Linked DNA regions of Homo sapiens: region 2 is linked to region 1. A link is an interaction called in ENCODE POLR2A ChIA-PET data of the cell type or tissue named here. Cell type or tissue: Panc1. All regions are shown on one strand.

The links. ChIA-PET counts read pairs that join two places held together with the same protein. Peaks named below come from ENCODE experiments on the same cell type or tissue, not always from the same donor. Only the 100,000 strongest peaks of a DNase experiment are listed, where the experiment ranks them.
Region 2: POLR2A ChIA-PET joins it to region 1 with 7 read pairs; 2 of 35 experiments call an interaction of 5 or more read pairs at or near these places.

The regions. Positions count from the first base shown.
Region 1 is chr14:55,087,405-55,091,404 of GRCh38, reverse strand. All of the region lies in intron 2 of LOC124903318 (a long non-coding RNA gene), which reads left to right. Among named protein-coding and RNA genes, the nearest start is that of MAPK1IP1L, 38 kb to the right of the region's middle. In Panc1, CTCF peaks have their summits at 1,455 and 1,656 (motif pointing left); a DNase peak (open chromatin) is centred at 1,664; H3K27ac peaks cover 420 bases.
Region 2 is chr14:53,451,359-53,455,358 of GRCh38, reverse strand. The region is part of intron 2 of LOC105370504 (a long non-coding RNA gene); the gene reads right to left. Among named protein-coding and RNA genes, the nearest start is that of DDHD1-DT, 300 kb to the right of the region's middle. In Panc1, no CTCF peak of the experiment used is centred here; no DNase peak of the experiment used is centred here.

The sequences.
Region 1 (4,000 bases):
TTTTGCCATGTTGGCCAGGCTGGTCTTGAACTCCTGACCTCAGGTGATCCACCCACCTCGGCCTCCCAAAGTGTAAATTCTAAAACTTTATATTAATTTTGCCTGCTTTTGAACTTTATATATAATGTATTTGTAGAATTTATTCACATTGCACATAGATCTTGTTATTCTCATTACTATATGGCATTCCATTATATAAATATACCATGTATTTATCCATTCTATGTGGATGGAATTTGAGGTTTTCTTCAGTTTGGGCTATTACAAATTATGAACTATCTTGTACCTGTCTTTTGGTGCTCGTGTGCATGCATTTCTGTTGGCCAGATTCCTAAAAGTAGAACTTCTGTGTCACAGTGTAGGCATACAGTCAGTTGGTGGACACCGGAAATCGCAGTGTATGAGAGTTAGGAACATGTTTTTGATAGGAGAAAGAACACAAGGCTAAAATCAGGCCCCAGGCTTCTGGTCCCCTCCCAGGGTTGGCTTACAGGGAAGCCAAAGCAAACCACCTACCCTCTGTGTCTCCTCAACTGTAAATTGGAAATAATTAGTACCTGCTCTGTTCCTTGTGGGATGGGACAACCTTCCACAAAGACTCGCACTGCACAAATGTAGGCTGTCATTAAAACAGAAGCAGAGGAGGAGGGAGATTTTAATGATTAATGAGAACTAAAGAATAACTATACTTATGTGAATTCCCTCCTCCAATTAAGAATCCACAGATTAGATGAACTGCTCTGGTAGGCAGCGTTGTTTTGCCAGAGGGGCCTGCAGTATTATTCTCTCAAATCACAACACAAAGTGCAACCTTCTAAACCTGTCCTCTCTATTTTGTCACAAGATTCCTCAGCTATCTGGAGGTCTAGGGTTCCTCCCAGTTTCTTCTCTCAATCTCTAAATACCCCAACTTCCTCCTTCCCCCAGCATCAGCCTGTGTTTGCCTGATGTGGAAAAACTGGGCTCTGCCTTGTTGGACCAGATATAGCACACTAGGAAAGCCAAAGGATAAAATCATTCCATGTCTTCTTATTATTATGTTTAACTTTTTTTAAAAGATGGGGTCTCACTATGTTGCTCAGGCTGGTCTCGAACTCCTGGGCTCAAGCAATCCTCCCATCTTGGCCTCTCAAAGTGCATGGATTACAGGTGTGAGCCACTGTGCCCTGCCCTTCTTGCATTATTGAACATAAATGTTAAGTATTGCCAATGAGGTGCTTTGGTCTCACAGTGATACTAAAATTTCACAGGCGTTTATTCTATCAAAGGTTGTACTAAGCTAAATCAGAGGCTGTAAAAAATAATAATTAGGCCGAGGCAGGCGGATCAACTGCGGTCGGGAGTTTGAGACCAGCCTAGCTAACATGGAGAAACCTCGTCCGAGCTAAAATACAAAATTAGCTGGGCATGGTGGTGCATGCCTGTAATTCCAGCTACTCGGGAGGCTGAAGCAGGATAATTGCTTGAACCTGGGAGGCAGAGGTTGCAGTGAGCCAAGATTGCATCATTGCACTCCAGCCTGGGCGACAAGAGTGAAATTCCATCTCAAAAAAAAAAAAAAAAAAAAAGGTAATTAATTGAAAGTAGCATCCAAATCTCCATCCATCCTATTGGTTTCCATGTACATAGTCATACGAGTAGGAGGCAGTGCCCTCTTCTGGCCAATGCTACACTTGCATGGCTGTGGCTAAAGGATTGCCAACCCATGAGGACTGGTTTTTCACTTGCGGCAGGCTCATCTTGGGGTTATTATCAGTCTTGAGTGAATCACATTTGAGGATTCATCCTCCCCTTTCTCTTCCAAGAAGAAAAATGAAATCCGTGATGGCTAATTTTATGCGTCAACATGGCCAGGCTAGGGTGCCCAGTCATTTGGTCAAACACTAGTCTAGATGTTGCTGGGAATATACTGTTTTTTTGTTTGTTTGCTTTTTGTTTTTTTGAGACGGAGTCTCACTCTGTCGCCAGGCTGGGGTGCAGTGGCATGATCTCAGCTCATTGCAACTTCCACCTCCTGGATTCAAGCAATTCTCCTGCCTCAGCCTCCCGAGTAGCTGGGTCTACAGGCGTGTGCCATCATATCCGGCTAAATTTTTTTTTTTTTTTTTTTTTTTTTGTATTTTTAGTAGAGACGGGGTTTCACCATGTTGGCCAGGATGGTCTCGATCTCTTGACCTCGTGATCTGCCCACCTTGGCCTCCCAAAGTGCTGGGATTACAGGTGTTAGCCACCAAGTCCAGCCCATTTGTTTTTTGTTGTTGTTGTTGTTGTTTGTTTGTTTGTTTTGAGATGGAGTCTCGCTCTGTCGCCAGGCTGGAGTGCAATGGCGTGATCTCGGCTCATTGCAACCTCTGCCTTCCAGGTTCAAGAGATTCTCGTGCCTCAACCTCCTCAGTAGCTGGGACTACAGGCGCACGCCACCATGCCTAGCTAATTTTTGTATTTTTAGTAGAGACGGGGTTTCACCCCATTGGCCAGGATGGTCTGGATCTCTTGACCTCGTGATATACCTGCCTTGGCCTCCCAAAGTGCTGGGATTACAGGCATGAGCCACAGCGCCTGGCTGAAGATATTGTTTTAGATGTGATGAATATTTAAATCAGTAGACTCTGAGTAAAGCAAATTACCCTTCATAATGTGGGTTGGCTTCATCCACTAAGTTGAAGGCCTTAAGAACAAAGACTGAGGTTTCCTGGAAAAAAATCCATTCTGCCTCAAGACTGAAATATAGAAGCCCTACCTGAGTTTCCAGAGGGCAGATTTTGAATTTAAGATGGCAACACTAACTCTTCCCTGAATTTCTGGCAAGCTGGCCTGCTCTGCAGATTCCAGACTTACCAGTTTGCACAACTGGGTTAGTCAATTCCTTAAAATAAATCTGAGTGTGTGTGTGTATCCCTATGTGTTCAGTTTCTCTGGAGAACCCTAACTGATACAAAACCCAACTCCAAAACCTATTTTGTGTCAGTGACATCATATTTAAATAACTATCAAGGGACCTGATGTATAGCAGTTGACCTTCTGGGTTCCAGTTTAAGTCCCAGCCCCACCCCACTTACTAGTTTCATGAACTTTTACTTAATCATGTTTAATCTTGGTTTCTTCATTTGTGTAAGGGAGAAAATGGTAGTATTTGGCCAGGTGCAGTGGCTCACACCTGTAATCCCAACACTTTGGGAGGCTGAGGCAGGCGGATCGCTTGAGCTCAGGAATTCGAGACCTGCCTGGGCAACATGGCGAAACCCCGTCTCTACAAAAAATACAAAAATTAGCCGGGCATGGTGGCACATGCCTGTAGTCCCAGCTACTCAGGAGACTGAGACAGGAGAACCACTTGAGCCCAGGAGGTGGAGGCTGCAGTGAGCCGTTTTTGTGCTACAGCACTCCAGCCTGGGCGACAAAGTGAGACCCTGTCTCAAAAAAAGAAAAAAAAGAAAATAGTAGTATTTGCTGAATAGGCTGTTGTAAAGATTAAACAAGAAAACATATGCACTTAGAATAGTATCTCACTCAGAGTAGGTAGTCAATAAAAGTTAGTAGTTACTAAAATTATTGTGGGAAGCTGTCACAGAAGGGTAATTTACAAAGTGAGGAAAGCTAGCTAGTTTAGTTCACTTTCCTCCCCCACATTTCTCTCCCAAAACTCTCAGGTACAGAGACAGGCAGCCTCTGTTTTTCACTACAACCTATTCCTGGGGTATATTATAAATGTATATCACACATTTCTTCTAAAGTGTCCTATCTCTTCCCATAGGAATCAATCAAATTTAAAAGTTGGGTTCCAAGACTGTACTTTTAGGGATCATTTCTATAGTTTTTTTTTTTTTTTTACTAGAGAAGTTTCTCTGAAGGTGTAGAGCGAAAAAAAAAAGGGTTCCAAATTCCAAATTGAGGACAAAATCATCAACGAAAGCATTATTATGCCACAAAGGCAACTTCAGTACATCTTGGCAGTCATTTAAAACAATAAAGTTATTTTTTAAGTCTTTTTTTTTTTTTT
Region 2 (4,000 bases), 1.6 Mb after region 1:
TCCAACAAGTAATTTTTCATGTGTCAGCCCCACAACCCTCACTCTTTCTGAGTCTCCAGTGTCCATTATACCACTTTGTATGCCTTTGCACACCGATAGCTTAGCTCCAACTTATAAGTGAGAACATGTGGTATTTGGTTTTTCATCCCTAAGTTACTTCACTTAGGATAATGGCCTCCAGTTCCACACAAGTTGCTGCAAAAGACATTATTTTGCTGTTTTTATGGCTGAGTAGTATTCCATGGTGTGTGCGTGTGTGTGTGTGTGCGTGTGTGTGTCACATTTATTTTATCTATACATCAATTGATAGGCACTTAAGTTGATTCCATATCTTTGCAGTTGTGAGTTGTGGTGCAATAAACATGCAGGTGTCTTTTTGACATAATGACTTCTTTTCCTTTGGGTAGATACCCAGTGGTGGGATTGCTGAATCGAATGGCAGATCCATTTTTTGCTCTTTGAGAAATCTCCATAGCATTTTCCATAGAGGTTGTACTACTTTACATTCCCACATTTTTAAGAGATGGTTTAAAAAAAGAAGAGGAGAAGGAGAAGAATATATGACAGAAACCAAACATGCCCCCCAAAGTCTAAAATATTTACTATCTGGCCCTCTACAGAAAACATTTGCTGATCTTTGTACTGGATTATAAGAATATCATTACAATATGAGAACAAGGTAGTTTTCTAGAATATTTTGTGTGCCTGTTAATTATTTTGAGTACCACATATTTTTTATTAACTGGTGATATAAAATGCCAGGGTTTGGTTTCAGGAAGCTATTTAGCAACATTACAAATGTCACCTTCGCAATTTATGCTGCTCCATTGTCTTTAAAGAGTAGCCCTTTACGCTTCTTCAGCTCACACCTACAAGCACACTCCAGAAATGACCACACTGAGACATGCTCACCAAAGGCAAGGGCACACACAAATCCCCTCTGCTCCAAAATGGGTAGGGTTGCTTCATTTAGCAAATAAAAATACAAGATGCCCAGTTACTTCTGAATTTTAGGTAAACAATGATTGATTGATTGATTTAGTATAAGTATGTCTCATGCATACTTAGTTGAGACATACTTATACTAAAATATTTCTCATTGTTTATCTGAAATTCAAATTTAAATGGAGCATTTTATATTTTACTTGTCAATCTTAAAATGGTGGCTCATAAAAATGAAGGGAATTATGAACTATATATATTCAAAGCATACTTAAAGTAGTAAGAGATTTCTTTATTTTCTTTTCTAAATTAGTAACAATAGTAACAGTAACAACAGCTTATGTGTATTGAGAGTTTTCTGTGTTCCAGACACTGTTCTATATAATAAACACTTTCTATATAATAACCCATTTAATCTTCACAGGCACTGTATTAGCCCATTTTCACACTGCTATATAGAACTACCTGAGACTGGGTAATTCATAAAGAAAAGAAGTTTAATTGACTTACAGTTTCACATAGCTGGGGAGGCCTCAGGAAGGCAAAGGGGAAAGCAAGGCACGTCTTACATGGAAGCAGGAGACAGAGTGAGAGCAAAGAAAGCCACACACTTTTAAACCATCAGATCCTATGAGAACTTACTCACTAACACGAGAACAGCATGGAGGAAACCGCCACCATGATCCAATCACTTCTCACCAGATCCCTCCCCTGACACATGGGGATTATAATTTGAGATGAGATTTGGATAGGGACACAGAGCCAAACCATATTAGGAACACCCAAGAATGGTAAGATAGTGTTATTATTTTATTCATTTGATATGTGAGAAAACTCTGGAAAAGAAAGGTTAAGTACCTTATGCAAAACCACACAATTAGTATATCATGGAAGAAGCATAATTTGGGTATCTAATTCTCTCTCCCCACTGTGCTTAGCCACTAATTAAAAATTCCCCTTAAACACAGGCACACAGAATGCTAGAGAGGTGAATTTACTTTGGTTGGGTTTGGATCTTGGAGCTACACACTAAGACGCTGGCCTGCCAGGTTGTCTTAGAGCAGGGTTTCTCAGTCTCACCACTGCTGATATTTAGGGCTGCATTCTTGACCTGTATGCACTAAATGCCAGCAGTATCTCCCTCCCAGTCATGATCATCAAAAATGTCTCCAGACCTTGCCCATCCCCTGGATATAGGATTCCCAGATTTAGCAAACGAAAGTACAAGACACCTGGTTGATTTTGAACTTCAGATAAGCAATGAATAATTTTTCAGTATAAGTATGTACCATGCAATATCTGGCACACATTTATAGTAAAAATTATTTGTTGTTTACCTAAAATGCTAATTTAGCTGTGCATCCTGTATTTTATCTGGCAACCCTACCTGGAGGACAAAATCTCCCCCAGTTGAGTACCAGTGTTAGAGCTCTGGTGAGAGAAGAGGCCAGAGAGTCAAAGTTTCTCACCCTCCTCTCTGTTGAACCTGAATATAATGCTCTAACCATACAGCAACAGAAAGGAGAAGACTCATCTGGCATCAAACTGGTGAACCAACCCATCTCTTCTCCCCTTACTGCTACACACACCCCTGGTTAGCCTGGATATCTTCTTTCAGGGACACAAAAAACTCTTGGCCTTTCTCCTAGGTGCTAGTGAACATGGACCTCCTAATTCCTTACTCTCCATTCAATCTGCCTTGTTAATAAAATTCATTTTTAATAAGAATTCTGACTAATCCTTCCCCAACCCCCACGTCTTAATATTCTCCAATACCTCCCCACTTGCTGAGATCAGCTAGACCACCCTCATCCCTAGGTCCCTGTGTTAGATGACCAACCTCCAATCCTTTTGCTACTACCAGGACTGGGATGTAATAGGTCAGGGGTGAGGCACAGGTGCAGCTCTCCCTCTCCAGCCCTCACTCCTATACAGGACTCATTGTGAAACTGGACTTTGGTCTCATCCTCCTTCTGAATTCTGAGCTGTTTCTGCCTGGCACTTCTGCCTTCTTCTTCTTAAGCTCAGAGTTTAGCCACAACTTCCAATCTGAGATATGGGTCCTAATACCCAGCCTGGTCATTGTCAGATATAGGAGCACATATTGCCCTTGTACGGAATGACATGAAAGCAGCCTTATGTGTGAAAATCACTTGGGACCATGAAAGATGCCTGGGCACCTCCAGAGTACTCTGCAGCCACCAGCATAGCATGCTGCTTGCCCTGGTGATAGCAAGTGCAGCAAGATACAGCTGAACAAGTGGCACGCATGCAGCAAGTCAGTATCTGTCACAGATAACGTACATGGAAATTCAAGCTCATTCCTATGTCATTCATAAAGGGCCCCCAAAACATCAGAAAAAGAAAATAAGAAGAAAAAAAGGCAGAAAGAAGGAAAGGAGGAAGGGTGGGGAAAAACAGGGAAGACTTTTTTCAGATTTTGACCCTGCCACTACCTTGAACAAGTTATGAAAATAATCTGAGCCCCCATTCATTTGTTTGTAAATGGAACAATAATACACACCTTAAAGAATTAGATGAATGAACATATGCTAGATCTGGGTCATAAAAACCATTCAGTGGGCTGGGTGCAGTCACTCACGCTTGTAATCCCAGCACTTTGGGAGGCCAAGGCAGGCGGATCACCTGAGGTCAGGGGTTCGCGACCAGCCTGGCCAACATGGCGAAACCCTGTCTCTACTAAAAATACAAAAATTAGCCAGGTATGGTGGCACATGCTTGTAATCCCAGCTACTCAGGAGGCTAAGGCAGGAGAATCAATTGAACCCAGGAAACAGAGGTTGCAGTGAGCTGAGATGGTGCCATTGCACTCCAGCCTGGGCGACAGAGTAAGACTCCCTCAAAAAACAAACAAACAACAACAAAAAAAACCCATTTAGTGAATATTAGATCCCTCTCTCTTCTTTTGTTCCCCTTTTTCCCTTTTCTCCCTGAAATGCAGTAAAGATTACTGTAACCTCCAAGAGTAGGCAGAGATTATTTCCTCCCCATTAGCCCTCACCCCCACCCCACTCTTTCCAATCTTCCCCCTTCTCTG